Linked DNA regions of Homo sapiens: region 2 is linked to region 1. A link is a loop called in an ENCODE intact Hi-C map of the cell type or tissue named here. Cell type or tissue: MCF 10A. All regions are shown on one strand. Each heading gives the region's core, and the rest is flanking DNA. Links, peaks and the distances in the headings are about the cores only. Region 1 holds the start of LINC02909 (long intergenic non-protein coding RNA 2909). Region 2 overlaps BCAT1 (branched chain amino acid transaminase 1).

Region 1 (15,498 bases), core at 4,053-12,052:
TAGAAATCTACATTTGTTCTGACTTCAATGAGTTAATCTACTACGTATGTACAATGTAGACAATATTTCTTATTCTTTAGGAATGTATATGTAAACAACATGACATAATTTGTGTTTATCAACATCTATATTATTCAATCACTAAGAAAGTTGCATTTTATTGCAAAGAATGGCATATGATGTATACAGAGGTACAAAAGCAGCATCCTGGAAAAAGCTGGCAGATTTCAGGGTGATTCAAAAGGCTCTGTAGAAATCTTTCTGAATCAAATTCTAACTCCAAACAGATTAACAATGTAATTATCTTTCCTGTTTTTTTCCTTTAAAATGTTTTCCTCCCTTTACTAAAGTTATTTATTGAGCATTGAACTTCCAAACCTTAGATCAGGCAGGCTGATTTTTAAAATCATTCAAAACTTGATTAGGAAAGCCAGTCAATCATTCATGATTCATCTATGTGAGATCCTATTGGTAATTAATGCAAAATCCTTAATATACGTAAAAAAAAAAATTTAAGTATGTGTGTAGATAGACAAGAGATTCCTTTTGCCAAAACAACCCTTCACTAATGATTAGATGCCACTAAACTCTTCATCAAAACCTAAGAAGAAACATCTGTTCACTGAGACATTCCCAGGAAACCCATCTTTAGTGAGCTCAGTGGGAGGGCAGAGCATGGTTTTCTGCTTAACCAGTGAATTTTATATCTGCCAAATTAAACTGTTTTCATTCTCTTTGTGACTACTATTTTATGTGATAAAATAATAACACTTCTTCCTGCCGTTTCTAGGATAGATGATAGCAGCTGTTAATCACATGATTTGCAAACCACAAGTACCAGATTTAGTAAATGCTCAGCAAGTCTGTCATCCGCAACCTTTCTGATTATTAATAAATGCAAGCTGGTATAGGCTAGAAACTTTCCTCCCACAATTCAGTTAACCTTGTTATATTAAGCTTCTTGGCTGGGTCACACCAAGCTTACTATAAACATCTCTTATTGGAACAATTCCTAAAATAGCAGAGTGACACATGCTTCTGAAAACTGTTCTTCTGTCTCACTTCTTGTTATATGAAGTCTGGTTTTCTTCTCAGAGAACAAGAGAAGACCTACAATAAATCTCTAGCTTCAAGAATTCAGGTGCCTCCAAGGTTCTTACAGTCTATAAAACTACATCACTGCGTTTCACTAACACACATTCCAAACGACCAAGCCTGAAAATGGCAGGATTAATTTAAATTTCCAAAAGCTCCATTGAAAACAATTTGAGATTTGCCTGTGGTGACAGCAACATATCTGGGGAATCTCACTTTATCACTCTCAGCTACCCATCTTTTTTCCCTATTTGTAGAGTGTTTTTCTTTTCAGATTTGTTTCAAGTTTTCAATGAACTCTGTTGAACCTCTAATATAGACTTATTGGAGGTTTGTCCCTTTTGCCACAAGCATTTTGAGGTTGAGACACAACAGAACAGCCTACATCTGATATTGCTTTTCCCTGGTTAGGGCGGTACTTTCTCGGCCTTCGATGACTAAAGGCCAGCATCAGCCAAAATTTAATTATTTCGTTGGGGAAAACTCACCACCTTATTTTCGCTTGACTTCGCCAGTGCTCCAAGAACCATCTGAGAACTGGGAAGAAAGAGTGGAGACCTACAGGTCAGATGACATGGGTGGAGCCCATTTCTACAGAGTGGCTTGGGCTGAGGTAAAAGAAGCTAGAGAAGAGAGCCGCTGATGCACTGCACCTGCCTAGGCTGGAGTTAAGGTACTAATCACAGCAGCAGTGCTGGGAAAGATGCCTAGGAAGGATGAGGATGACAGGCACTATTTTGGTGTGCTCCCCACCACAGCAATAACAGAAAGATAGTCCAGGTGCAGTGTCTTTCACCTGTAATCCCAGCACTTTGGGAGGCTGAGGTGGGAGGATCGCTTGAGCCCAGGAGTTCAAGACCAGCCTGGGCAACATGGTGAGACCCCCCCCCACCCCCGGTCCCCGCCCGGCTCTACAAAAAACAACACACTAAAGCTCATCCTGATTATACTTTCTAATCAGATGAAGGAAAATTATTTTTAAGTTAAATCTCATACTTTTTCTTTTGTTTTTTGGAAATGGAGTGTTGCTTTGTTGCCCAAGCTTGAGTGCAGTGGCACGATCTCAGCTCACTTCAATCTCTGCCTACTGGGCTCAAGCCACTCCCCCACCTCAGCCTGCCAAGTAACTGAAATGACAGGGGCATGCCACCACAGCCAGCTAATTTTTGTATCTTTTGTAGAGATGGGGTTTTGTTGTGTTGCCCAGGCTGGTCTCAAACTCCTGAGCTCAAGCGATCTACCTGCCTCAGTCTCCCAAGGTGCTGGGATTACAGGTGTGAGCCATTGCGCTCAGCCTGGTCATTATCATTTCTATCACCAGGTGAGAGCAAAGGGGAGTCAAATACTGGGGAATAAGAACTGGGGCTCTGAGTTTAAATAACCTGAGTTCAAACCCCAGTTCTGCTGCTTACTAGCTTTGTGATCTTGGACAAATTATTTAACCATATGTGCTTCAGTTTCTTCATCTGTAAAATTGCATCAATATCATGCAATGACCTCCGGGTGTGCTGCAGGGATTAAATGAGGTTAATACGCAGATGGCCCTCAGAACCATGTAGCACATTCTGAGCTCTCAGTAATGTTGTTATGATGCACTTTCTGAAACTCCTTTAACTTATCCAATACTAGAGGTCCTCTTAAAGCACCAAATAGCACCTAGAAAGAAATGACCAAGTAACCCGCTCCTCTCATTAGATTTGCTGTTTAATTTCCCATGAAATAACCTATTATAACATCCATGCTTGCGATCTGCTTATCAATCCACAGATACCGAAACTGGCAACACCCAGAGACATTTCCCTCCTAGTCATAAAGGAAGCCAGCAGCAGAGCCAGAAATAATATTCAAATTCTGGATCCACTAGACCATATTGCCCGTCTGACAAATTATACGCTTACATCCTGCTTCAGGTGAGTCTAGTATACCTGATGTTTCTCAGAGCAGTGAAAGGAATAACCTGAACAATAAATTCCAACGAACCTGTAATGAATTGCATTAACATGTTATTTCATTATTTATGTAATATTACCTCCTGACAGTTCTAATAAGGTACCCACAATGCCGGGTTCTCTACCCACTGGGAGCAAACAAGGGAACGTGCAGACGCTGGACAGCATACGATGGATGCCTGCAACTCCTGTACCTGCCCCCGAATGCCACCAGAAATATGCCATCTCTACTGAAACAGCTTTTCCAACCCTGAGCACGTTTATGAACACGGAAAAGAGTGTAAAGGGGTCAAATGCAGACTTTACAAAAAGAAACCCAAGATGGAGATTCCTGTTCGGGATATACTGCAGGTGGGGTTCATAACAACATAGTCCTTTACTTGCCAAGTAATCTGAAAGCAACTAATTAGAGAACCTGTAAGGGATGCCAATCCCAGTTTTCAAAATGGCATTTCAAGGAAATTAAATCTTATCATGTAAATAGGTCAAGAAATCCGTTTAAATAACGTATCTGCTTCTCTCTAGGTAATCTACAATGTTGTTAGACTATCAAGCCAGTAGTTTTAAATATGTGTTGGAGCTCCAGGATTAATCCCTGGTTGATCTGAGGGAGTCACTTTGTCTAACCAAATACAAATGAGGTGGGAGGTGTATGGTTGAGAGGCACTATTAGAAGAAAGGGGCCAGGTGCAGTGGCTCATGCCTGTAATCCCAGGACTTTGAGAGGCCCAGGCAGGTGGATTGTTTGATCCCATGAGTTTGAGACCAACCTGGGCAACATAGAGAAACCCTATCTCTACCAAAAATACAAAATTAGCCAGGCAGGGTGGCGCATGCCTATAAACTCAGCTACTCAGGAGGCTGAGGCAGGAGAATCACTTGAATCCAGAAGGTGGAGGTTGCAGTGAGCCAAGCCATTGCACACCAGTCTGGGCAAAGAGTGAAACTCTGTCTCAAATAAAATAAAATAAAATAAAATAAAATAGTAAATCTGCTGACCTTCCCTCCACTATTGTCCTGTGACCCTGCCAAATCCCCCTCTGCGAGAAACACCCAAGAATGATCAATAAAAAATAAAAATAAAAAATAAATAAATAAATAAAATAAAATAGTAAAAAATAAATTAGCCAGGCATGGTGGCACGCACCTGTAGTCCCGCTGCTTGGGAGGCTGAAGTGGGAGGATCAAGCTTGAGTCTGGGAAGTCGAGGCTGCAGTTAGCCAGTAGAGATTGCACCACTGCACTCCAGCCTGGGTGACAGAGCAACACCCTGTCTCAAAAACAACAATAATAAAAACAAACAAAGGAAAGAAAAGAAGAAAACCAGATAATGGACTCCTTCTCCAGTACATGCATGGCCAAACATAACTTTTATTTTTCAAAACCCACTCTATGTAAAATGCACTATTTATTTCTCATAATATACTCTTTAATGTGCTTATATTCTAGGTATCATTGCCTTTAAGTTGCTTTTTTAAATGAAGTATCATTATTATTATTATTTGAGACAGATTCTGGCTCTGTTGCTCAAGCTGGAGTGCAGTGGTGTGATCTTGGCTCACTGCAACCTCTGCCTCCCTGGTTCAGGCAATTCTCATGCCTCAGCCTCCCAAGTAAGTGGGACTACAGGCGTGCGCCAACATGCCCAGCTAATTTTTGTATTTTTAGTAGAGACAGAATTTCACTATGTTGTCCAGGCTGGTCTCTAACTCCTCAAGTGATCTGCCTGCCTCGGCCTCCCAAAGTGCCTGTGCCCAGCCTTTTAATTGGACTTTAATGTGCAAATGCAGTCTCTTCAGAAAGCCTTTTTTTCTTCTTTTTTTAAATCAGCCTACATCATGCTATGACAATTTTCATATAAAGATGCTGTCTCGGAAAGAAAAGGATTGGGAGTTTGAATGATCTATGGCTTCCATTCCAAAAAGGATTACTACAGAAGTAATTACTTTGAAAGAAAAGTGATAATATGTTTTTGGAGAAAGGTGGAAATGAAGCAAGGCCCTGAATATATTACCAAGATGCATATTACACTGAATGAAATCATCCGTTGCCCTTCCGGATCTATCCCGTGGATGCAGAGCAAGAGCAACCCATCTTTGTTCAGCATCCCAGGAGACAGGCCTCTATTGACAGCATCAGTCTGGCTCCTTTGCCCTCTGATTTCCCATTGAATGTGGCCAGTGGGAGGGCCCAGCAGATGGAGGGCCAGGAGGAGGAAGAGTCTGCAGCATTTGTTCTCCTGGCTCCCACCCTGCCAGGTCTCTGTCTGACAGTGGCTCACGCTTTTCCACAGCCCCTGTCAGGTGGCCTCTCCCAAAGTGACAGTGTTCACTTGGTTCTGTAAGTGTTTTCTCCATTGCCTCTTGCCAGGGAGGGTAATGGCTTCCTAGAGCCAGATGCCAGCACCTGAGGTTGCCCACCACCCCATGCTGTTTCCCTTAACCCTGCCTACACTTTCAAGAATTGAAACTCTTTGCAGCCTCCTTTTTTTTTTTTTTAAAAAAAGGTACTATCGATTTCCTAAAGGACCGTGAGTGATATACACTCAGAGATTCTTTTGTCATGTTACTTTCCGTAGCTCAATATGGCTGTTATCCACATTATACAAAGAACATAATACCTACCTTAAATTTTTAATATTTTGTCTTTATTCTTCAACTCTGTGTAGCATTTCCTTCTGGTTAAGAACATGCAGATAATCCAAATAAACAGATTTGACTAAAAGAAAAAAAAACTCTACTAACTTTCATATAAATTTTTTTTTTGAGAGAGAGAGAAAGGAAGTCTCACTCTGTCACCCAGGCTATAGGGCAGTGGTGCAATCACAGCTCACTGCAGCCTTGACCTCCTGGGTTCAAGCCCGATCCTCCCACCTCAGCCTCCCGAGTAGCTGGAACTACAGCCATGCTACACCTAGCTAATTTTTGTATTTTTAGTAGAGACAGGGTTTCACCCTGTTGCCCAGGCTGGTCTCAAACTCCTAAGCTCAAGAGTCTACCTGCCTTGGCCTCCCAAAATGTTGAGATTACAGTTGTGAGCCACTAAACCTGGCTAGTTTTAAAAGTTTGCTAGCTGATGCCAAATTGGTTTCCATAGAGGTTGTACCAATTTACAGTCTCACCAACAATCTGTGAGCCTGCTTGTTTCCCCACACCCTCACGAACACAATATGTTGGTCTTTGCCAATCTGATAGGTGAAATATAGCATCTCATTATTTTAATATGCATTTCTCAAGAGGCATGGTGACTCACACCTGTAATCCCAGCATTTAGGGAGGCAGAGGCAGGAGGATAGCTTGAGTTCAAGACCTGCCTGGGTGATATAGTGAGACCCCCCCCCCATTCTCCACAAAAAGGAAAAAAAAAAAGACCAAAAAACAGTGTAATTTGTGATTTCTTTCCTTATGAATATGGTTTCATGTGTTTAAAGCCATTTGTATTTCCATTTCTATGTTTTATTTGTATGCTTTGGTCATTTTTGAATGGGGCTTGATTTTATCAATACACAAAAGCTCTTTACATATTACAAGATTTAGTTCTTTGTAGGATGTGTTACAAATACATTTTCACCAGGTGTTATTTGTGTTTTTTGTTTATGGTGTTTTTGCCACACAGATTTTTAAAAATGTGCAGTCAAATTTCAATCTTCTTTCTTATACCTTCTGAGTTCGTGTTAGCCTTAGAAAGCTTTCGTGACTCAAAAATCATAAAGACATTCTCCTCTGTTTTTCTCTAGTGTCTTTGATTTAATATATTTGGAATTTATCTTTGTATAGAGAGATGAAACTATACCTTCATTATTTTTCAGATGGCTACCCAATTTTCCCTAAGAAATTACCCTACAAATATACTTGCACATATTTACAAAGATAAATGTAAAAATACACTAATTTACTAATGTTTGGAAAGGCAAAATATTTAAAATAACCTTACCATCTATCAACAGAGGACTGGTTACATAAATTTCTGTTTATTTACACACTGGAATAAAATATAGCTGTTTAAAAGAAAGATGTTCTATAAGTACTGATATGGAATCCCAAAATTATGGGCTTGTTTATAAATCAACCCTAAGCTGAAGAATAGCACTTATAGCATTTCTGATTTAAAATACAAAACAAAACAAAAAACACATACAATACAAACACAAAACATAACAGACATACACATAAATACAGAAGAAACTGGAGACAATGATAACCTTGGAAGAGAAAATTGAGGAACTAGAGGACTGGGATAGAAGAAAGAGTTAATTATTTCTGTACATTTTTGTACCATATTCATGTACAGTATCATCTATTTAAATTCACAAATAAAGGCAAGAAAAATATAGATTTTTAAAACTGAAGGTATTATGTTTATGTTTGGGTGGCTGATTCATTATCACATAATACAGATTTGTAAGATAATGTCATTTACAGTATTGAAGCCTGCCTGTTAGTTCAGCGAAACACGCTTTATACGTGTGAAAATATGGATAAGTAGCACCCTCTGCTGGTAAGTAGTTGGAAGTCATTAATAAACCTACCTATGATTTATCTTATTCTCAATGTTGTGATTACTGGTTCGTGAGCTCAAATTGTGTATCATAAGAAAGATTTTTTTTTTTTTAAAAGAAGTCCGGGCACAGTGGCTCATGGCTGTAATCCCAGCACTTTTGGAAAGCTGAGGCAGGTGGATCGCTTGAGCTCAGGAGTTCGAGACCAGTCTGTGCAACATGGCGAAACCCCCACCTCTACTTAGAAATATAAAAATTAGCCAGGCATGGTGGGTGCATGCCTGTAGTCTCAGCTACTCAGGAGGCTGAGGTGGGAGGATTGCTTGAGCCAGAGGAGGTCAAGGCTGCAGTCAGCTGTGATTGTGTCACTGCACTTGAGCCTGGGTAACAGAGCGAGACCCTGTCTCAAAAAAAAAAAAAAAAAAAAAAAAGAATGATAATATTTGGTAGCATAATATTTAAAATATCACTGTGGGGACTTTTTTAAGTTACAAAAATCACACATTTTGGTAGCAGTCCTCAATTCTAGTGCCTTAACTCTTGTCTGGGTGCAGAACTCTATTTTGATGATGTAGGAACATTGAGGATAAAATAACTTTTTAACAATAGTTGCAACTGACAATTGTCACCAATGTGTATAAAAGTAAGCATTATTGTATATGTTTGCCTTGTCTGTCTGCCTATTTTCATCATGCCCATCACCATTATAATTCATTCATTCAACAAATACTGAGTACTTGGTAGGATCAGGCATGTTGTAGTGCTAAGGATAAACAGTGAACAAAACAGACAAACTTCCTGCTCTCATACAGCTTACTTTTCACAGGGGGAGACAGAAAATTAACATAATAGGCCAAAAAATATAGCATGTTATGGGCTGATAAATGCCAAAGGAAAATATAAAAATACAAAGAATGAGTTTGGTGGGAGGTTTGCAGTTGTAGACAGGGTAGCCCAGGAAGGGCTCTCCAGGAGGCATATTTGAGTAAAGACCTGAGGAAGTGAAGGAACTGGGGAGAGGACACTTGAGGAAATGTATTCAGGCAGAAGGAAGGGCAGATGCAAAGGACCTGAGGTGCAAGTGTGCCTGACATGGCCAAGAAACAGCAAGGAGGTCAGCGGGGCTGGAGTGACCTGAATACAGGGGAGAGTGGCAGGAAATGAGGGCGGAGCACTAATGCCAGGGGAAAATTATACAGGATCTTAGGGTTATAGGACATTGGCCTTTGCTCTAAGGGAGATGGGACGCCTCTGGAGAATTTTAAACGGAGCAGAATTGTGCTCTGAATAAATGAATAAATTGAAGAGAGTCTGAAGAGAGTTAACGGCAGAAATAGTGAGACAAGTTAGACGTTTACAGCAATAATCCAGGGCCAGGCACAGTGGTTCATGCCTGTAATCCCAACACTTTGGAGGCCAAGGTAGGAGGATCATTTGAGCCCAGGAGTTTGAGACCAGCCTGGGCAACACAGTGAGACCCCATCTCTACAAAAAATAAAAGTTAAAAAATCAGCTGGGCATGGTGGCATGCACCTGTAGTCCCAGCTACTCAGGAGGCTAAAGAGGGAGGATCGCCTGAGTCTGGGAGGTCGAGGCTGCAATGAGCCATGATTGTGTCACTGCATTCCAACCTGGTTGACAGAGCAAGACCCTATCTCAAACAAGCAAACAAACAAACCCAAAAAACTCCACAATATTTCTAGAGGAGAAATGATGACAGTAAATTGTAGATAGATAGATAGAGAGAGAGAGAGATAGAGAGAGAGAGAGGGAGATAGACTGTTAGATGAGACAGAATATGTTAGCAGACCAAATGTGGGTATGAGAATAAGAGAGTAATAAAGAATGACTTCAAGATTTTGACCTCAGCAACGGGAAAAATGTAGCTGCCATTGATTGAGATGGTTTCGAGAACAGGAGGAATACCAGGAGCTGTTTTAGAATGTGAAGTCTGAGATGCTATTAAGGCCAGGCATGGTGGCTCAAGCCTATAATCCTAGTACCTTGGGAGGTCAAAGTGGGAGGATCACTTGACCTCAGGTTCAAGACCAGACACAGTGAGACTTTGCCTCTATTAACTTAAAAAAAAAAGAGGCTATTAAATATTCAGGTGAATGAAAAGCCCCTTAGGGTTGCTTTTCACCCAGTTCACTCAGAGTAATTTGTTTTTCTTTGTTTGTTTTAATTGAGAAGTCAAAATTGCATGCATTTATGGTGTACACCATGCGGTTTTGATATATGTACATATTGTGAAATGACTATATCAAGCATTTAACATATGCTTTATTCCACATGCTTATCATTTGTGTGTGTGTGACTAGAACACCTAAACTCTACTGTCTTAAGCAATTTTCAAGCATACAATATATTGTTGTTAACTATAGTCACCATGATATACAATAGATCTTTCGAACTTATTTCTTCTGAAATCTTATGCCCTTTGACCAATATCTCCCCAATCCTCCCACCAAACCCAGAATAGTTCTTTATTGTCCTATTTTATGTATTAATCTTGTACATAAAATGCATTTGTAGGCCAGGCACGGTGACTCACACCTGTAATCTCAGTACTTCGGGAGGCTGAAGTGGGAGGATTGCTTGAGCTCAGGAGTTTGAGACCAGCCTGGACAATATAGCGAGACCTCATCTCTAAAAAATAATAAAATAAAATAAAATAAAAATAAAATGCGTTTGTATAAAGTACAAAGTCAAAAAAATGAAGTGGAAATGTCAAATAGGAATTTGGATATACGTCTGGATTCAAGGGAGAGGTTTTGGGTCGAAGATAAAAATCTGGGAGTCCTGAGCCTACAGGTGGCACTTCGAGCTGCGAGAGCTCTTGAGATCACCCAGGGTGTGAAGGCAGACAGAGAAGGGAAGTCCAGGGCTGAGCCCTACTGCACATCAGCACTCACCAGTCTGAATGATGACATGAGGAGGAACTAGCAAGAGACTGAAAAGGAACAGCAGAAAGGTAGGTGGAAAATCAGGTGAGTGCAGTGTCCTGGAAGCCAAGTGGACAAAGCATTTTACGGAGAAGAAAGTAATGGGCTGCTGATAGGACAAGTAAAATGAGGACTATGAAACGATCTTGGATTAGTAGTGAAGGAGGAGGTAATTGGTGATCTTGATGAAAGCAATTTCATTATAACTTGTTCAAAAGTGAATGGGGGAGAGAAATGAGAAACTGCCAAGATGGATACTGCTTTTTAAGAGTTTGCTGTGGGCCAGGCGCGGTGGCTCACGCCTGTAATCCCAGCACTTTGGGAGGCTGAGGTGGGCGAATCACCTGAAGTCAGGAGTTCAAGACCAGCCTGGACAACATGGTGAAACCCCGTCTCTACTACAAATACAAAATTAGCTGGGCGTGGTGGCTCATGACTGCAATTCCAGCTACTTGGGAGGCTGAGGCAGGAGCATCGCTTGAACCCGGGAGGCAGAGGTTGCAGTGAGTGAAAATTTTGCCATTACACTCCAGCCTGGGCAACAAGGGAGAAACTCTGTCTCAAAAAAAAAAAAAAAAAAAAAAATTGCTGTAAAAGGAAGGAAAGAAATGGATACTAGCAGACAGAGAAGTGGAGTTAATGGAGTTTTTGTTTTAGTTGGGAGAAATAACTGCATGTTTGCATGTTTATGGGAATTATCATCAGGAGGGGGAGACTGAGGATGCAGAAGAGAGAGATGAGAATGGCAGAACCTGTCCTTGAGCATGAGTCAGGGGTGACTCTAAGTGCACAGGTGGTGGGACTTCACCAGCAGCAGAGACAGGTGATTCCTAAGAAGAAGGGAAGGTTGGAGTGTGGGCACAGGTGCAGATGGGCAGTTATAGGGGAGGGAGGTGGGGATGATTTCTTCTGATTGCTTCAACTATCTCAGCAAAGCTGTAGGGAGGAAGTGTTAAATAAGGGAGAGGAGAAAGTATAAAATAATCTAGGGGAGAATGTGAGAGAGAAGGGATTAGGGAAACACTGTATGACTGCTGGGCAGCATGAAAGACTGCATGAAAATTCATGGTCCCAAATTTAATAGGAGAGCAGCTAGCACAGTTTTATGTCTTTTAACTGCATGGCTGCAGGCACGGAGCAGGTGGGGAGTTGCAGTTAACTAGGGGTGTGATCTATCCAAGCAAGTATGATGTGAGAAGTAAGAAGGACTTAGTAGAGTTGAATGTATGCAAAGTAGTGACTCTACTGATGACCATAGGATGTAAACTAGGTAGGGAGAAAACAAATGACACAAGTGTGGGGATGAGGGACATTATAATAGTAATAAAGTCAGTGGATTAAAGATTCTGGTAAGATAGAAGGTTGGTGAATTTGAGATACTACAAGGAGTGAGCTGGAAAGTTAGCAGGTGTTTGTCAAAGTGTGGAATACAGCACTTGAGATAGGACAGGGCTGCAGCTATTGTTAATAAGGTCAAGGGTATGGCAGTATCCATGTGGTGCTAATTCTGTAGGCATGCAGAAAGCAAGAGTTGCAGAGGCTGTGGAGTGAGTGGCTGTATGCACTCTCTACTTATCTCTGCTGGTTTCCATTTCTTTCCTTTCTTTCACAGCAAACTCTTTTTTTGAGAGAGAGGGAAAGAGTCTCACTCTATCGCCCAGGCTGGAGTGCAGTGGCGCGATCTTGGCTCGCTGCAAACTCTGCCTCCTGAATTCAAGCGATTCTCCTGTCTCAGCTTCCAGAGTAGCTGGGATTACAGGGGTGCACCACCACGCCTAGCTAACTTTTGTATTTTTAGTACAGACAGTGTTTTACCATGTTGGCAAGGCTGATCTCGAACTCCTGACCTCAAGTGATCGGCCTGCCTTGTCCTCTCAAAGTGCTGGGATTATAGGCATGAGCCACTGTGCCCGGCCCAGCGAACTCTTAAAAAGCAGTGTCTGTACTCACAGTCTCTAATTTCTCTCCACCCATTCACTTTAGAACATATTATAGTGAAATTGCTATCATCAAGATCACCAATTGCCACCTCATTTATTATTATATAAATCCAAGGTCATTTCACAGTCCTCATTTTACTTGTACCCGTAGTTTATATTCTGCCTCCAAGAGGAGGCCTCATAGGGCATCTAGTGACTGAATTATATGATTTAGGTGCACTGTTTATACATCTGTGTTGGGTGTACTTTTGAAAATAGTCACTTGGGTGGTTCATGTGTCCATATTATATACTAGAACACCAAATAGAATGCATACTAGTATTTTTTAAATGAAAGAGGTATTTCATTCCTCCCAAATGTGCAATCATAAGTGCTTGAACTAGAGCCCTATTTAGTTTGTAGGACAAACATGTTTTTATTTTTCCAGCCTGGTAGGTAACAATTAGTGTTACACAAGTATTGCATTTACTTTCTTATTTTTACAATGTGCAAAATGGAATTACTTATTCACCATGACTTTTTCCCCATAAAACTACTCAGAGTAACTAGCACACAGAGTTGTATAATAAATCAAGCACCCTACATAAAATCTAGGTATTTTCTACATACCAAAATTAACAGACTTACCTTTGTCATTTTTATGGAAGAGAGGAAATTTGTCAGAGAAGAACTTCTAGTCCTGAATATATGGATTTGTAAATCAGAAGCCCAGGGTGAAGTTTTTATAATGGAAGGATGATCCTACTATTGTAATATATATTAGCACCATGTAGGTTATGAGAGGAAGACAGCACTGCTTATACCTGCATTAAAATTCTTTCTTCCAATTTGCATGTACATTGTCTACAATATATTACTAGGACAACTTTGCTGGGTGTCATTCCCTGACAGTCAACAAGACATTTTTATCAGCAATAACCAAAGGATGCTGGGGACTTTTTTTTTTTCTTTTTCTTTTTAGACAGAGTCTCGCTGTGTCACCCAGGTTGGAGTGGAGTGGCGTGATCTCAGCTCACTCCAACCTCCACCTCCCCAGTTCAAGCAATTCTCCTGCCTCAACCTCCCAAGTAGCTGGGACTACAGGCACCCGCCACCACGCCTGGCTAATTTTTTTTTGTATTTTTAGTAGAGACAGGTTTTCACTATGTTGGCCAGGCTGATCTTGAACTCCTGACCTTGTGATCCGCCCGCCTCGGCCTCTCAAAGTGCTGGGATTACAGGCATGAGCCACTGCACCCAGCCGGACTTATGTTTTTTACTGATCAGACCAGACAGTGCTCAGAGTAAAGACACCAGGAATCTCTTGGTGTCATCTGCAGAGGCAGAACTGGGGTGCAGCGTATTAGGCTCGCTGAGACTCCCAGGGGCCTTCTTTCTTCACACCATTCTAAATGCCAGATATAGGCACATGGAAGTCACTATGGAAAGGAAGACAAATAAAACAAAGTAGTCTATGACTTTCATTATTTGTTTGTGAAAAATAACAATAATAGATTTTATTTTATCTTGAAGGAGGGCCATATGGATCAAATTGTTGGTGAGTTTATTTCTCTTGAGTAAATCAGTTGGGGTGGAAATGTCAGAACATACAGCATCACAAAAGAGCACGGATGGGCATATCTGTTGTATCTATCACTTGGGCTATATACCTCCTTTGAAAAGTGCCCTTCCCTGCCAATAGAGGCAGATTTCCTCATAGCCTGCTAGTTGTTCTGAGTGGGAATCGGGTGCTATGTTGGCATGTGCAAAGTTCATGCACTGGAAATGTAATCCCCAACGCAACAATATTTGGAGATGGGAACTTTAAGAGGTAATTAAGGCCGGGCGTGGTGGCTCACGCCTGTAATCCCAGCACTTTGGGAGGCCGAGGCGGGTGGATCATGAGGTCAGGAGATTGAGACCATCCTGACTAACATGGTGAAACCCCGTCTCTACTAAAAATACAAAAAATTAGCTGGGCGCGGTGGCGGGCGCCTGTAGTCCCAGCTACTCGGGAGGCTGAGGCAGGAGAATGGCATGAACCCAGGAGGCGGGGCTTGCAGCGAGCTGAGATCACGCCACTGAACTCCAGCCTGCGCTACAGAGCGAGATTCTGTCTCAAAAAAAAAAAAAAAAAAAAGAGGTAATTAGGTCATGAAGGCTCTGCCTTCATGAATGAATCAATGTCATTATCACAGGAGTGAGTTAGTTATCAAGGAAGTGGGCTCCTGATAAGTTCAGTTTCCTTCTTCTCTTGGTCTAGTGTGCTTGCTTCCACCTTCCCCACTTCTGCCATGGGATGACCTTCATGAGATACAGCACCATGTTCTTGGACTTCCCAGCCTCCAGAAACGTGAGCCAAATAAACTTCTTTTCTTTGTAAATTATCCTGGTATTTAAATATTCTGGAATTCTATTTTAGCAACAGAACATGAACTAAGACAGAAAATTAGTACCGACAGTGGAGTTGCTACTATAACAATTACCTGAAAATATGGAAGCAGCTTTGGAACTAGGTAATGAGTAGAGGCTGAAAGAATTTAGAGAAGCAGGCTAGAAAAAGGCTAGATTGCCACGAATAAAACACTAAGGAACATTCTGGTGAGGGCTCAGAAGATCCCAGAACTTAGGAAAGTCTGCATCTTCACAGAGCTTACTTAAGTGGTTTGGACCAGAATGTTGATAGAAATACAGACAGTAGAGGCCATTCTGATGACGTCTCAGATGGAAATGAGGAAAAAGGTATTGAAAACTGGAGTAAGGGCCATCTTTTTTATACCATTGCTAGGACTTTAGGTAAATTGTGTTAATGTCCTAAGGCCCTGTGAAATGTAAAATTTAAAGAGCAATGAAGTAGGATACTCGGCAGAAGCTAAAATGATTACCATGGATTGAAGGTAGCCAGGTGCTATTCATAAAGACAATGGGAGAATGATCCCAAAGGCATTTAAAGTTCTTTGAGGTTGCCCTTCCTATCACAGGCCTAGGGCTCTAGGAAGGCAGAATAGGTTCAGGGGATGGGCCAGGAGCCTCCTCCACAGGCTCATTGCCCAGAGCCACCTTGGGTTTCTGTTCCCTGCGTTCCATCTAAG
Region 2 (15,498 bases), core at 3,735-11,734, 140 kb after region 1:
AATGAAACAAAGGATCAGCAACATTTTAAGCAAAAAGTCACTAGAAGGTTATTTTGTTCTTTTATTAGTTTAGTCCATGCTGTTAATTCCTGTTTGCTCAATATTTATGAACATATTGGTTTCCCAAGGGAGACTCTTGAAAGTTTTTTTCCTCTCTATCTTAATGGCACACTTTACAAAATTTTTCAGAAACCTGCATTTAAGAGCCCTCTATCTGATTATAAACCATCTTTTAAAGAGGATCAAAACAAGACAACAATTTTCTGTGGATAACATAAAGTCTTAGGAAAGCCGTGGTTAAAGACACAATTGACTAGAAATTTTGGTTACTTCTGTGGCATACAACAATTTTACATAACAGTTATAATTATTACTGATAACATAAACTAAGTCATATCAGAATTTAGGAGTTTCCCATAATTTTGGAGCACATACCAATAACATATTTATACAAATACAACTCAAAGAAAGCTAAACACCATTTCATATTTGACAGTGCTTCCTGTATGATTTTAATATACCAAGTAAGCCAAATATGTCATTTTTGGACTTAAGGGGACCTCATATCTAAAGTATTGACCAGATCAGGAAAAGGCATAATATAGAATTTGATTTTGGAAAGTTTGTCAAATATCAAAGATTTAAAACACTTGATATTATAAAATCGAATCCCAGGTCACTGTAAAGTCATTTATTTAGCCAAAATGATAATACAAAGATTTTCCAAAAGCAAAATCCTTTTTTTTTTTTTTTTTTTTTGAGACGAGTCTGGCTCTGTCGCCCAGCTGGAGTTCAGTGGCGCCATCTCGGCTCACTGCAAGCTCCGTCTCCCGGGTTCACACCATTCTCCTGCCTCAGCCTCCGGGGTAGCTGGGACTACAGGCACCCGCCACTACGCTTGGCTAATTTTTTTGTGTTTTTAGTAGAGACGGGGTTTCACCATGTTAGCCAGGATGGTCTCCATCTTCTGACCTCGTGATCCACCCGCCTCAGCCTCCCAAAGTGCTGGTATTACAGGCGTGAGCCACTGCGCCCAGCAAGCAAAATCCTTTACTCATTGATAGAGGGAAGACAGCTTTCCAAACAATGTCTCACTTTTTCTTCTTTATTTTGTTGTTTATTCAAAAGGCAAACAAAAATCTTCCATGATCTTTTAATATTACATGAAAATTTTGTTCAAGAGAGAAAGCCAAATTTCATCTTTGCATTAATGAATGTCAAATCCAATTCTTAAGAAAACCTTGTAGACAAATTATTCAATCTTAATCAATTTTACCATGAGATAAGATTCTCATAAACCTTTTGTAGTCCTTTACAATTTTTTTTTGTTGTTGTTAAAGAGCAGATTAATGCTCTAAGAAAACCCTGTTGTGCTTTTATTCCAATGTTCTATTTATGGAAAAACTGAATAATACCCTTTAACTTTAGCTAATATTTTAACACACAGAATTTCTTTTACAAGATTAATTTTCACTGACCTCCCACAACTTACTCAAACCTTTAGCTTTATCCTATGTAACTTAAAACAGTCTTTTAACTCTGTAAACTAGGCAATAAGACCACATTCCCATGCCTTCTTATAATCTTTTACCAAAAACACATTCTATTTTCCTTACACGCCTTGCAGGTAACACTGTTTCTCTGGTAGCCTCAATTACATGTGCTACAATGTTAACTCTTAGCAACTTTTATATTTGGTGAAAAGTCTGATAAATAAGTGGTTTTAATTATGTACCAGGTGTGGAGCCTAGGACGCCAGACAGAAGTGCAGATAAGGTCTGAGTCTTTCCAGCATAGCTAGGGGGCATGGCCAACTCCACATGTCCCCAGGCCCTACCTAGAATCTAATGGCTCCAAAGCAGGTGAGTTGAACAATTATCAAGTTAAAGAAGCAGTTTATGGCATTGAAGCATTCAGCAAATCTAATTTAATCTGACCTAATTTAGACCAGATGTCTAAATTTTGAAGACATTTTTATTTTACCAATATATTTGATTCTCTTTATTTCCCAAAGATTATTAAAGTCCCATGAATTAAAAGGTGTTAAAGTTTTTATTTTTCTGACAAAATATTCAATTTAAGTGCTTATTTTTCAAGCCAATTAATTAGAGCTCTTTTCTATGCATATCACACATACAACACACAAAAATACACAGACAGAAGACCCAGTAGCTGTTAATTTTTTCATTTGCCAGCTTTTAAGAATCTTAATTGGATTACTGGCTTCAGGGTGGAGCAACGTGTGGGGACAGAGCCGGGAAAACATGCAGTTTCTGGGGCCTAATAAACAGGTGCAGTTAGAAGGCAAAACAGATTCCCCAAAATTACAGATCTCATTTTTATATTGGATTCTGGATCCCAAAAAGAGGGAATCAGCCCATCCCCTCTGGGAGTTTTGGAAGGTGTAGAAGAATGTTTCCATACCTTCTAGGTGGCCAAGAGCATGCTTCTCTGATCCAAACGTGCACAGAGTGGGGTATTCCCCTATAACTGCTATTAGCCTTCCCTTAAAGCATATTTCCTGCCTAGTTATTACACACCAAGGTTAAAAGCTCTCCCATAATGCAAAGTAATTTCTGATACCCCTACAAGTAAAAAACATTAGGTAACACAATGCAAATCAGAGCAATGCCTTGGATTTTGAGAGGGATTTGCTTGCCTTCAATTCCTGGGGTTCCATGAGGAAAACAGATTTTTCCCAAAATGGAGCCTGTGGTGCTCCCTCAGTTTTTTCTAAGGAAGCCCAGGCTGTTAGAAATGATCTTAGGTCCTCTCAATGTGGGCATCAAGAGTGGCAAGAAAACAAAATGAGAAAAACAATTCAGTTGACTGAGAAGAAAAAACTTTTATCTAGAAAAAAATCAATATAAAACCTGCCAGATAGATAGATAGATAGATAATCTTGGACATCACTTTTAATTAAGCTGACTTTTAACCAAATCTCTTATTATCAGACTCTAGCCAGGACAAACAGCTAATATTTCTGGCTTTTGAACTTTACCAAAAGTAACCTCCCAGGTGAAACCAATAAGCCTTAACTAAGGTTATGATTTAACCACAGGTGTGGGAGGTATTTTCAAAGAGGTGGTAAGCAGTTTTTACAAGATCTGGAACCTCCAAACATAGCTCAGAGAAAGGAAGATTCAAGACAGGGAGTCAGAAGTTGTTCATGAGGGGAAGATAATTAATAAATGGCAAAGGTCACATAGATATCAAACCAGAAAGGACTCATTCCCGAAGCTAGGAATTGAATCCAGGCCACCACTGTGAAATAGCAAAGCCTTAGTTACTGAGCTGCAGTACTGCACAGTCTCCATTGCTCCTCCGAGAAGGAGCCTAGAGCAGCCAATTTTGAGCTTGCAAAGGCTTTTAACTGCTCAAGATAATTTTTAGGACTAATTGACAGGAACCCCAAAATTCACACCCTCTGGATGGCAGAGATCAGGAGAAAGTACCCCCACGTGGTTACAAGGTCAAGCTTTCAAGGACATAAAACAAGACGAGAGGGAAACTTCATCCAGTTTTTGTTTCAGGGACCTGCAGAAAAGTTTGTAACTGACCAGTTTGCGGGCCAGCTTGAAGACCAGATTTGTAGGATTCCTAGGCCTGCATTCTATCCTGTGGCTAGCTAGGGCTGCCATAATAGAATATTACAGACTAGGCAGCTTCAACCACAGGTGTTTATTTTCTCACTGCTCCAAAGTCTAGAAGTCCAAGATGAGGGTGCCTGTAAAGCTGATTTCTGGTAAGAGCTCTCCTGGCTTGTAGATGGCCACCTTCTCCCTATGTCCTCTCTGGGCCTTTCCTCTATCTGGCCAAGGGAGCTATCTCTGGTGTCTTTTCCTCTTCTTATAAGGACAGCAGGCCTATGGATTAAGGCCTCACTTTCATGTCTTCATTTAAGTTTAATTACCTCTTTAAAGGCCCGATGTCCAAATACAGTCACACCGTGGGTTAGGATTTCAACATAGGAATTTTAGGGACACAATTCAACCCATAATAGGAGGGCATTGGAAGGAGAGTGTTCCAGGCAGAGGAAGTAGTGCAGTAGAGCATATGGAAGTAGGAAAGTGAGGAGCAATGGAAGGGGTTCAGTATGGTTTGAGCGTGGGGTGTGTAGAGGGTGAAGGCTATTTCACCCAGTGCAGTAAGCTCTATCATCCACACCGGGGTTTTACAGTGGGAGAAAGGAGGGTGTTTATTTGCAGGTCAAGAAGCAAACAGAATCAGGGAGCTCATGCTTAAGACCTGAACTCCACAGTGGCTTACATGTAAGGTGCAGAGGTTACAGGCAAAGGCATCAATCAACACATGGAAGCCATATATTGGTTTGGCCTAAAAAGGTGGGATATCCTGAAGTAGGGGCTTACAGGTTACAGGTAAATCCAAATATTTTCTGATTTGCACATTGTTTAAGGAAGGGGATATTTGTCTAAAGATGGGATCAGCAGGCCAGGTGTGGTGGCTCATGCTTGTAACCTCAGCACTTTGAAAGGCTGAAGAAGGAGGGTAACTTGAGGCCAGGATTTCAAGACCAGCCTAGTCAACATGGCAAGACTCTGTCTCTAAAAAAAATAAAAAAGAAAAAAAGAAAAAGAAAAAAAATAAAGATGGAATCAGCAGAAAGGAATGTTAGGTCTGGCCCATGGGCGGACTTCCTCCAGACTTCTCAGAAAGAAATTTAAGACAAAGAATGGTGCCAGGCGTGGTAGTTCACGCCTGTAATCCCAGCACTTTGGGAGGCTGAGGAGGGTGGATCACTTGAGGTCAGGGATTTGAGACCAGCCTGGCCAACATGGTGAAACCCCATCTCTACTAAAAATACAAAAACTAGCCGGGTGTGGTGGTGCACGCCTGTAATCCCAGCTCCTCAGGAGGCTGAGGCAGGAGAATCGCTTGAACCTGGGAGGTGGAGGTTGCAGTGAGCCAAGATTGCGCCACTGCACTCCACCCTGGGCAAGAGAGCGAGACTTGAGACTCCATCTAAAAAAACAAAATGGAAAACAAAGAATGGTGATAATTCAGTCCTCAATTCCTTTTCTTTTTTTTTTCTTTCTTTTTTTTTTTTTTTAACTGCTCCTGCGGAGCAGGGCTACCTCATAGCCAGTATGTCCAGAGTTGTCTCAGTTCCCTCGTTATCTGTGGTCTGGAGGATCCATATGATGGTGATCCAGGTTCTGAAAAACAACTCTGGAACATCTGTTAAGATGTTATCTTTAGTTTCTATAGGAAACCAAACATCTTCTGACTCTGACCTCCTTGGTGATTATTTTAAGCTACTGTTTCCCTTTTTGCTTATCGAGTTGCTCATTTACTTCTCAAGGCTAGCAGGATGACTGGACTTTCTCTTGAAGGAACTCAAGCTGTTCCTTTATTTTTATGCTCAGGGGCGGGGGGCACTCAGCAGGTCCCTAAGAGGTATCCCCGCTGTGTCTCACTATGGGTGAAGGCTCAGCGGGAAGAAAGCTAGATACCAGTTGGAACTCTCTTAAAGTAAGGAGATCTTGGGTACTTTATTAATATTTTTTTCAAGCTTTGGTAAAGTATGAAATAACTCTGGATTAAGAGGAGAAGAACTAGAACTTAATAACCATGACATTTGGGCAAATTGTTTGAAGCCTCAGTTTCCTCAACCTAAAAATAGGAATTATAACTTTTTGAATTGTTCTGTTGTATGAGATAATGACAGTGAAATATTTTGGAGCCAAAAAGCAATGCATACTATTGGGGGTTATTATTATTTTTTGATCTTTCAGCAAGCCAGCTATAGTAGCTTTTCCTATATAAACACAGTATGAATTCAGTGCCCTCGCTTTCCTGACCCTCACAGCATTCAAGCCCTGTATGGACCGCTGAGCTCTCCCTTGAAGCACCCCTTAGTCCAGTATTCTTTACTATTTTCCCCTTTAACAATTTAAACTTCTTTCAAAACAACTGGCAGTAGTTTTTTAAAAAAGAAAACAGGCTACTCTTCAAATTAAAAAAAAAATTGTCTTGCTTTAGGAAAAATGTTCTTCTGTCTTTTCCAATTATCTTATTTCTTCTGCCTCTCATCTGCCTTGCCTAGGCAGAATTATTCTCAAGCCTGCACATGCTGCTGTGCCTCTCTGGCTTCTAGGCCAAAACATAGGCTAATAGTACTCTTCTCAGCTCACTGAGCTCTTTCCTGCCGTCATTCAAATCACCTCTGAAATCCTGCCTTTTGATAAAGTAATTTCTGACTGATCAGAGGAAAGTGATGATTTTCTCTGTGACATGTCTTTTTATTTTCCATCACACTCAGTGTCTTGTCCTTCTATGCAACATATCCATGTATTTAAAAACCCTTGTATATGTATTTGCCATGTATTTGTGAGGTATAGCTCGTGAAGTAAAAAAAGTCTTTATTTTTTTAAACACATCATCATTTCAGCTTCAAAGTCAATGTGGTCTCTTGAGAAGTTAAATATGCTGCATTTGAAATTTTATGTTTCTCATTTTTCATGTTTTTTTTTAAAGCCCCTTTTAATTCCTCATGTATTTGAATATTCCAGGAAGCTAGTAGAGTAAAAAGCCAAAGTGTTAAAGTGTTTATAAGGAATGTGACTCATCGAAATTGACTCACACAATTCATCAGCTATTGTCATCCATATGTTCTCATTATTTATGTGGCTTTTGCTTTATTTAATCAGATGACTGAACTTATCATCGTGGGATTTTGCTTGTAGTTGTTTAATATTATATAATAAAATACTCTTGTGTGAAACAAGTTAATTGACTTTTTTTAATTAAAAAAAATTTATGTGAGAGTCAGGAGTTACATGTGCAAGTTTGTTACATGGGTATATGTTGTGATACAAAGATTTTAGCTTCTAAGGATCTCATTGCCCAAGTAGTGAACGTAGTACACTATAGGTAGTATTTCTAAACACTTTTCCCCTCCCCCTCTTTTGGAATCCCTAGTGTTTATTGTTCCCATCTTTGTGTCTATATGTACCTAATGCTTAGCTCTCACTTATAAGTGCGGACGTGTGATATTTTGGTTTTCTGTTTCTGTGTTAATTCATTTAGGATAGAGAGACTCCAGCTGCAGCTGTGTTGCTACAAATGACATGAGTTCATTCTTTTTTATGGCTGCATAGTATTCCATGGTTTATATGTATCACATTTTCTTTATTCAGTCCACCATTGATGGTCACCTGGGTTGATTCCATGTCTTTGTTGTTGTGGACAGGGCTGTGATAAACATATGAGTGCAGTTACCTTTTTTTGTATAACAGTTCATAATAAAATACTCTTAACAGTAGCACAGAATTTAGATTGCTTTTCAGGCTAGAAGGGATAATTGAAACATAGAAAAAAATAATGACTCCTAAGCATAGAAACAGACCCAATCATAAAGCTCTCTTCCTCTCTTTCTGCCTAGTGTTAGATCTTATTCATTGTCTTAAAGCACTGTGACCATTTTCAGTGAAATCACAGTTTTATTCATGAAAAGACAATGAATTGGTGTAAGTAATCATTTGAGGATGAAGGTGACTAGTCTGTGATCAACACCAGTACTTGAAGTACTTGTAAAACATGAATTGACCTTGGTTAAATTGCAGAAAATAAAGTATTAGTATACATAAACACATTTTCTCTCAGCATTGAAAAGTTATAGTCTATAATTTACCTGCTTGCTAAGAATAAAAATATTACTTAGAGGTTTATCAAGACCTTTTTTCTACAAATGGATTTAATGTACAGAATTATTCCATTTTCTATCTGTGCTCTGTATACTACCACCTAGTGGAATAAAATGCAAATTTACCTGTCAAAATCAGGAGAAGAAAATGAACCAGGGGAAATTTATTTCAGGAAAAAATTTTCATAACACGTTATTGTTACTTCTTTTAGTATAATGTAGTTTGCATAAAATACATTAGTTTGGAGTGAAAAAAGTCCCAGCCATTTTTGTGATAGCTATTAAAATGCTATTAGTTTGTCCACAAATAAGCTATTCTATTCAGAAACTTAGAAGCTAGGTAAATTATTGAGATGATGCCAGCATATTATATCTCTAAATTATGTTAAGAAGCTTCTCTAAATTCCTCATCACTAGGGTGTATTAGTCCATTTTCACACTGCTATAAAGAACTACCTGAGACTGGGTAATTTATGAAGAAAAGAGGTTTAATTGACTCACAGTTCTGCAGGCTTAACAGGAAGCATGACTGGGAGACCTCAGGAAACATACAGTGGAAGAAGGTGAAAGGGAAGCAAGGACCTTCTCATGGCAGCAGGAGAGGGAGAGCACAGGGGAAGTGCCACACACTTTTAAACCATCAGATCTCAGGAGAACTCACTCACTCTCACAAGCACAGCAGGGAGGAAATTCACCCCCACGATCCTATCATCTCACACTGGGCCCCTCCTCCAATTTGACATGAGATATGGGCAGGGACACAAATCCAAACCGTATCATAGGATTTGTTAAAAAAATCTAACATGTTCTGCTTCAAGGCACCCATGAAATGAAGGTGTCATTTCTTAACTGAGAGGTTAAATAAAAGTGCAGAGATAAGATGGTTAAGTTTTATCGTAGCTGGGAAGAAAAGCGGGTGTGTGTATTATGCTTAGGTTTTTCCTCCCAAACAATGAAACCCAAAAAGGCAAATGAAGCTTTAAGGCGCTTTATCCTTTACTGGTAGGATGGTCCTCCTTTAATCTTCAGTCTCTGTTAAAGAACAAACACAAGCTAACAATCAAAACCTGTTGTTGCTTGCTGACGGATTTCTCTAACATAGTCTTCCATCAACCATCATAGGTTTGTTGTGGCCACCCAGGCCCTTTGGTCGTCATGTTCCCATGGAATGCTAATGAAATTACCTTCCCATTTCCTAAGGTGACATGCCTTTCAGATGGCATTGGTGTGTGCTTGTGTAAACACATTTTTTTGTGCTCATGAATATTTTACCTGCCTGATTTTGGTGATCTGAGTGTTGAGCAGTGGGTGAGGGATGGTGGGGCAATGGGTAGTAAGGGGAAGTTTAATTGAAGTTCAGATAAAAATATCCCTCCAGAAACATTACAAAGCCACAAAATCAGCTGAAGTTGAGTCTTCTATTGTAAAGATTCTCTTTCTTCTCCTGACAGATCCCCATTCCTATCCAGGTAGACCAGGCTCTAGTGAAGATTGGACACAAGTGGTTTATATCCCGAAGCTCTTAACCTAAGAGTCCTGCCTTGTTTTTTTACTTCATGTGGTCTTATATTGCTGAGGATAGCCCAGTGATCATTTCTACCTTAATATGTAGCCTTCAAAACGTTGGGTCTCTCAGTTTTCTTCCTTAATAAACAATGAACCCTAATTATTTATAACTGCTCTTGTGATGGAGGAATTGGCATGATTTTGCATTGTGGGCTTCTGGCTTTACAGTGTTTGTGGGAAAGATGGTCTTCTATCTTTGTTATTTATAAGTCATTCATTCCCTGTTTTTTTGAAGATATTGTTAAATAAAAAAACTTCAGCTGAATTAAATTTAAAAGTTTTTAATTGAGCAAAGAACCATTCTCAATTCGGGCAGCCTTCCCATCCAGAGTAGTCCCTGTGACTTCAGTGCAGCCACATGGTGGAAGAGGATTTATGGACAGAGGAAGGAAAGTGACATACAGGAAACAGAAAAGAGATTCAGAAACAGCTGAATTGGTTATAACTCAGCGTTTGCCTTATTTGAACATGGTTTGAACAGTTGGCCACGTTTGATTGGCCAAAACTCAGTAATTGGCACAAGAGTAGGCTACCATCTGTTTATAATGTCCACTTAGGTTATAGTTCATGATGTGCAAAGAAACCTTTAAGCTGAGCTTAAAATGTAATGAGGCAGCTGTAGGCTAAACTTGATTTAACAGTACTTATCCCTCTGTTGAAATTGCACTCTTGCTACCTGCTAGTTGATGTGGGCAGGTGTGCTAATGACACATTCGCCTGCACCTACCACCTGCTGAAGACCCTGCCATGTCCTGAAGCAGTCACTTAGGCTATGAAACAGAAGGATGAGTTAGAGAAGTAAATATTATATTTTACCCCCCAAAGCCTAAAACCATGTCTAGGTTCTCCCCTTTCTCAATTCCCAATCATGCAACCTTGAAAGGTGTTATATAGATAGTTGTTAGAAATATGTCTGTCCTCCAAAACCCTACTAACACGCAAAAATGGACAAATCTAGCTTTTTTGCTAAAATCCTAACAACTCAGAAAGCAAAGCAAAATGAAATGTATGTACTCCATTCTCAGGATTTCCTTCTTAAAAACCACTAGGCTTTGTGTAACTCAATTTTAAAAGTATGGTAATAGCTCCTGTAATTCGATGGCTTCTTCTGGGAGACAGATATAAATCTATTCTAGACTTTAAGACTGGTGTCCACATTTTAAGTTACAGTTGTATGTACTTCTACTTTGTTGCAGCCTTCTCTTGGAGTCAAGAAGCCTACCAAAGCCCTGCTCTTTGTACTCTTGAGCCCAGTGGGACCTTATTTTTCAAGTGGAACCTTTAATCCAGTGTCCCTGTGGGCCAATCCCAAGTATGTAAGAGCCTGGAAAGGTGGAACTGGGGACTGCAAGATGGGAGGGTAAGTAAATCTGTGTCTCTGTCTAAAGGAAAGACACCTTCATGACCATTTAGTTAGTGCCATTTCACTTCAGTATGAACACATATAATACTTTTCAAACTTTAATGCTCATTGTGTTTCATGGTTAATTTTCAGTTTAATCTTTCAGCAAGCCAGCTGTAGTAGCTTTTCCTATATAAACGCAGTATGAATTCAGTGCCCTCGCTTTTAGATGTGCTAGTTTAAAGGATAGCCCATGGCCCTTTGTAAGGGAGAAACACTGGATATGATATCTAGGGAAGAACTGAAGTAAGAAACTACAACAAGCATCACATCGGTGCTTTGGATAAACTTCCCCTGGGCGCTGGTCTCTGGCTGCAGGCTGACGGCTGGCATTAAAAAGCATCTGGTCCTGGGACCCAGGCTCTCAGTTGGCTCCAGGGAGTCATGTCTGGGGAAGGTGCCCGCTTCACTGAAGTGCTGTCTTCATTGCCACAGATTGTGGCCACACCTGCTGCCAACTGGCTGCGGGACAGCCCTGCTTTGGCTCTGTCAGGCCAGTCTCATAGGCCATATGTAGCTGGCAGGAAATAAAAGAGCATTTGAAAAGTGTTGGACGATTTCAGGGGTGGACTTGGCCATGAGTTGGGAATGCCCCTATGGGTGAACGAGAATAACTGGTTTAAGCAGCATGGGTTCTTGCTTTGCATGTATCAAATGGTGCTGTTTGCATACTCAGGGCAGCAGCTGTCCTAGAAGGTGACTCCATGGCAGTCTTGTGGGCCCTGGTAGGACATTTAGGTCCAGGAGGCAGGGGAGAGTCACATGACGTGCTGCTGGGGTATTAGAGGCAATGACCACTGGCTTTGACCCCTCTGTAGTCTTGCTGTATTTCCTTTTTCTTTTCTCTCCTCACCTACCCAAATTAAAAAAGAACGGTTATAAAAGTCATCCCCACTGGCAACTTTAGCAACTGCATTCCCTCAATGGGTAGAGAAATCCAAATGGAGTGCATTAAAACTAGGAAGTCTATTCTCCTTCTGGCTTAGAGCACACCTTCCTGTGTCCTAGGCTAGCCAGGTTGAAAACTCCTTTTTTTGACTCTTGATTTCTTTTTTTACTGGTTCAAACTTCTTCGCAGAGCATGTGCCTATGTACCACTGCATACCATATATATACCATATATAGAGAGTAAATAAACAGTCTTGATGAAAAGTAATAAGGAAAAAGTTTCCCTGTTTAAAATATTGCTTTCTAGCTCCCCGACCTGTTTAGGAAAAAGATAACCTGGGGACACAGAAATTGCAGGGCAATCTTTATTAACCGGTATTTGGGCAGGTTGTAATTTATTTTGTAAACAATGATTTAATGCACTATTGCAGAATACATGATCACTGTAGGCCAGTTAAAAATTAATGTTTTCAGTACCACACAGAGTGAACCCTAATGTAAACTGTGGACTTGTGGACCACACTAATGCAAGATGATAATAAGAAGAAAAACTGAGAGGGTGTTCGGGAAGGGGTATAATAGGGGAATTCTGTTACCTTTTGCTCAATTTCTCTGTGAATCTAAAAGTACTCTAAAATAATAAAATCTATTATAAAAATATTTGATTCATTAGGCTCAGGTGGACTATGATCCATGGAAATTGACTTGAAATCTCTTAGGAAAGGAAGAGACCGGAGAAGAAAGTATTGAACTCATAAATTAAAAATGGCAAGAGGGAAGGTGGTAACCAAAAGGATGGGCATTTAACCTATATGCCTATCACTTCCAAAAAGTTCTAGGGCCGTCTCCTCCTATGCTTCTGACCTGGAGAGGTACAAGGGGAACAAAATATTCCGCATTTAATATTATCCTGTTGAGTTGGCAAAGACATTTGGAGTCAACTTTAGTTTTGTGTATTATTACATCTGTAAACCTAATTAAGTCAACAGTTACCCTTGACACCTGTAGTCAACTGGTATTATTAAATAACTATTGAGTCTCATAAAGTCAAGAACTTTCTGCTTTCTATCTAAGTGAATCTAGGGCAGAGACTGAGCATCAGGATTCTTTAGCATGCAGCCAAGCTTGAGAAGCACTGAGCTAGAGAAAGGTCTTGCACTGTAGAAACAGCTTTAGTTCCAGGTGATTCCTTGGTTAATTTGGGAGGAATAAGGCTTTCTGTCACTCTCTCTCTCTTTCTCTCTTTTTCTCTCTCTCTTGCACATGCACACGTGCACACACACACACAAATTATCTCTCTTAGTTTTTTCTTTTTTCCTTGCATTCTGATTCTGCATTTAAGAGTACAAGCTTTGAAGTCAGAAAGACCTGGCTTAAAAACCTAACTGTCATAATGGTGCGTAAATGTCGTTATAGATTTGTCCAAACCCATAGAATGTACACCAGGAATGAACACTAATGAAAACTCTAGACTTCAGGTGATAATGGTATGTCAATGTGGTTCATTAATTTCAGCAAATGTACCACTCTGGTGTGAGGCATTGGTAATGGTAGAAACTATTCATTTGGATGGGGAGAAAGGGATATGGGAAATCTTTGTACTTGCCTTTCAGTTTTGGTGGGAACCTAAAACTGCTCTGAAAAAAACCTGAAGTCTTTAAAAACAAACCAACCTAATTGCCTTGGGCATGTTACTTAACTGCTCTATGTATCAGTTTCCTCATTTTTAAAGTTGAGGCAATAATACCTTGCACAGATTAAGTGAGATAATAGAAAGTGCCTAGGATAGTACTTGGCATATAGAAAGCTCTCAGCAAATGCAGTATGATAACCTAATGGTTAAAAGCTTGGGTTTAGGAGTCAAATGTCTGGGAGTTACACACTTAACTATCTGTGAGATCTTCTACAACTGAATCCTCTCTCCAAGTCTTCCAATGAACAATAAAGTCTAGGGTTGTTTTTAGATGACTCAATGAAATAATGTAGTTAAGTACTTAGCACCCAGTCTGGCAGGTATGGGTTGCATATCTCTTATCTGAAATGCTTGGGACCAGATGTGTTTTGGATTTCAAATTTTGGAGTATTTCTCTTTGGGCATCCCTAATCCAAAAAATTCGAAATCCAAATTGAGCATCATGTTGGCACCGAAAAAGTTTTAGATTTTAGAGCATTTCAAAGTTTTAAATTAGGGATCCTCAACCTGTAGTAAACTCTCACAGTCACTGATGTTGTGAGGTTTTCTCACTTTCTCATTTCATTTCCTGGACTCTCTTTATCTTAGAAGAAATCAGTTAAATTTTACATAATAGAATTTATTCTTTTGGAGGGATGTATTTAATATGTCTATTCTCCCAGATAACCTATTTAAAACCATATTGAAATGTTTCTATGTCAACAGCTTTCTTACTTTTTCATTTTTCTGTTTCCTCCAAGAACATGTTTCTCTTATGAATATTGGCAGCACATGGGCGGGAACCCAACTATATTACCATGGTATCAGTTATCCTGTGGACATTAATAATACAGCTTACACCTGTGAGAGAACTCTGGGAAAATTAAAACTTGTTTGGGGGAATAAAGACCATCTACAGAATATAATAATACATCAATCAATCAATTAAAACTTAAACATAAAAAACCCTTTTCTTTTCAGTGCATTGAAATAGTCACTGTCTTTAATCCTCTTTCCTTGCTCAGTGCTTCATGAAGCTGAGGAGCCATGGTTTTAATTCAGCTACACTTTCAGAAATGTGTATGCATTTGTATTTAGAAGCTTCTTTGAAAGGCTAAATATTCATCCTGTAAGAATTCTCTATGTGTTTTTTAATACAGTCTAAAGGGCATTTTGTATATGAAAAAATAATTTATTTTCAGGTAGGGTAAAACTTCACTGCTTCACTACTTCGTAGTTGTGTCTACGAATGAGAAAAAATTCAAATAAAATAGTTATTATTATTAGTTTTTAGAGATGCAGTCTTGCTGTGTTGCCCAGGCTGGTCTGGGACTTCTGGCCTCAAGCCATCCTCCTGCCTCGGTGTCCTGAGTCACTGGGATTACAGGCATGAGCCACCACACCCCACTGAAATAGTTATTTTTTAAAAAACTTAATTTCATTAGGATGTAACAGTCTCATGTAACTCATCCTTTGGCTTTTATTGTTATTATTTATTTTTTCCAAGCAACCCAATGAGATATATAAAGCAGATATTTTTATCTGCCAGATAATTAAATGAGGGAAAAATAAGGACTAACTTGCTTAAGTTCACATATACCAAATAGTGGAAATGCAAGAGCTGTCCTCAGGTCTGTTAACAACAAACCTGTGGTCTTTCTACCAGACGTCCCCTGCAATCTGGTTTATACTCATTATTAAAAAGCATTTGTAATTTAACTCAGTTATCTATTTACTATCAGTTATGAATAAGGATTATTTGACTTTTTATGGTCATTAAACAATAGCTTCCTATCTGTTGTCTTTGTCTTTTTAATTTTTATTTATTTTATTGTTTTTTTAATAGCTTCCTATCTGTATACCAGACTTGCTTCATCTCCACATTGACCAAGAATTTATATTTTGTCATCTGTATTTAGAAGCATATGTTTTAAGCGTCTTTTAATGGCTCTTTTTTTTTTTTTGCTGGGAGGGGACAGTCTCGCTCTGTCTCCTAGGCTGGAGTGCAGTGGCACCATCTCAGCTCACTGCAACCTCCGCCTCCCTGGTGTGAGTGGTGCTCCTGCCTCAGCCTCCCGAGTAGGTGGGATTACAGGCGTGGTCCACCAAACCCAGCTAGTTTTTTATATTTTTGGTAGAGACAGGGTTTCACCATGTTAGCCAGGCTGGTCTGGAACTCCTGACCTCAAGTAACTTGCCCACCTCAGCCTCCCAAAGTGCTGAGATTACAGGTATGAGCCACTGTGCCTGGCCCTTTTAAGGACTCTTTTTTTTTTTTTTTTTTTTTTTGAGACAGTCTCACTC

Evidence for each region. Hi-C counts contacts between places; a loop is a spot of excess contacts. Peaks named below come from ENCODE experiments on the same cell type or tissue, not always from the same donor. Only the 100,000 strongest peaks of a DNase experiment are listed, where the experiment ranks them.
Region 2: it touches region 1 in a loop (3-fold over the local background); 3 of 110 quality-filtered maps call a loop at or near these places.

What each region holds. Positions count from the first base shown.
Region 1 is chr12:24,983,704-24,999,201 of GRCh38, reverse strand. It overlaps LINC02909 (long intergenic non-protein coding RNA 2909), which reads left to right and starts at 1,737. Exons shown (of 4, transcript NR_171024.1): 1 at 1,737-1,970; 2 at 2,863-3,005; 3 at 3,135-3,395; 4 at 4,875-5,778. It also overlaps a transcript of IRAG2 not described here. RefSeq lists enhancers at 689-798, 1,049-1,178. In MCF 10A, for the core only: CTCF peaks have their summits at 7,307 and 7,518 (motif pointing left); a DNase peak (open chromatin) is centred at 7,531.
Region 2 is chr12:24,844,880-24,860,377 of GRCh38, reverse strand. BCAT1 (branched chain amino acid transaminase 1) reads left to right here. Exons shown (of 11, transcript NM_005504.7): 6 at 10,429-10,592. Among named protein-coding and RNA genes, the nearest start is that of BCAT1-AS1, 33 kb to the right of the region's middle. In MCF 10A, for the core only: a CTCF peak has its summit at 7,709; no DNase peak of the experiment used is centred there.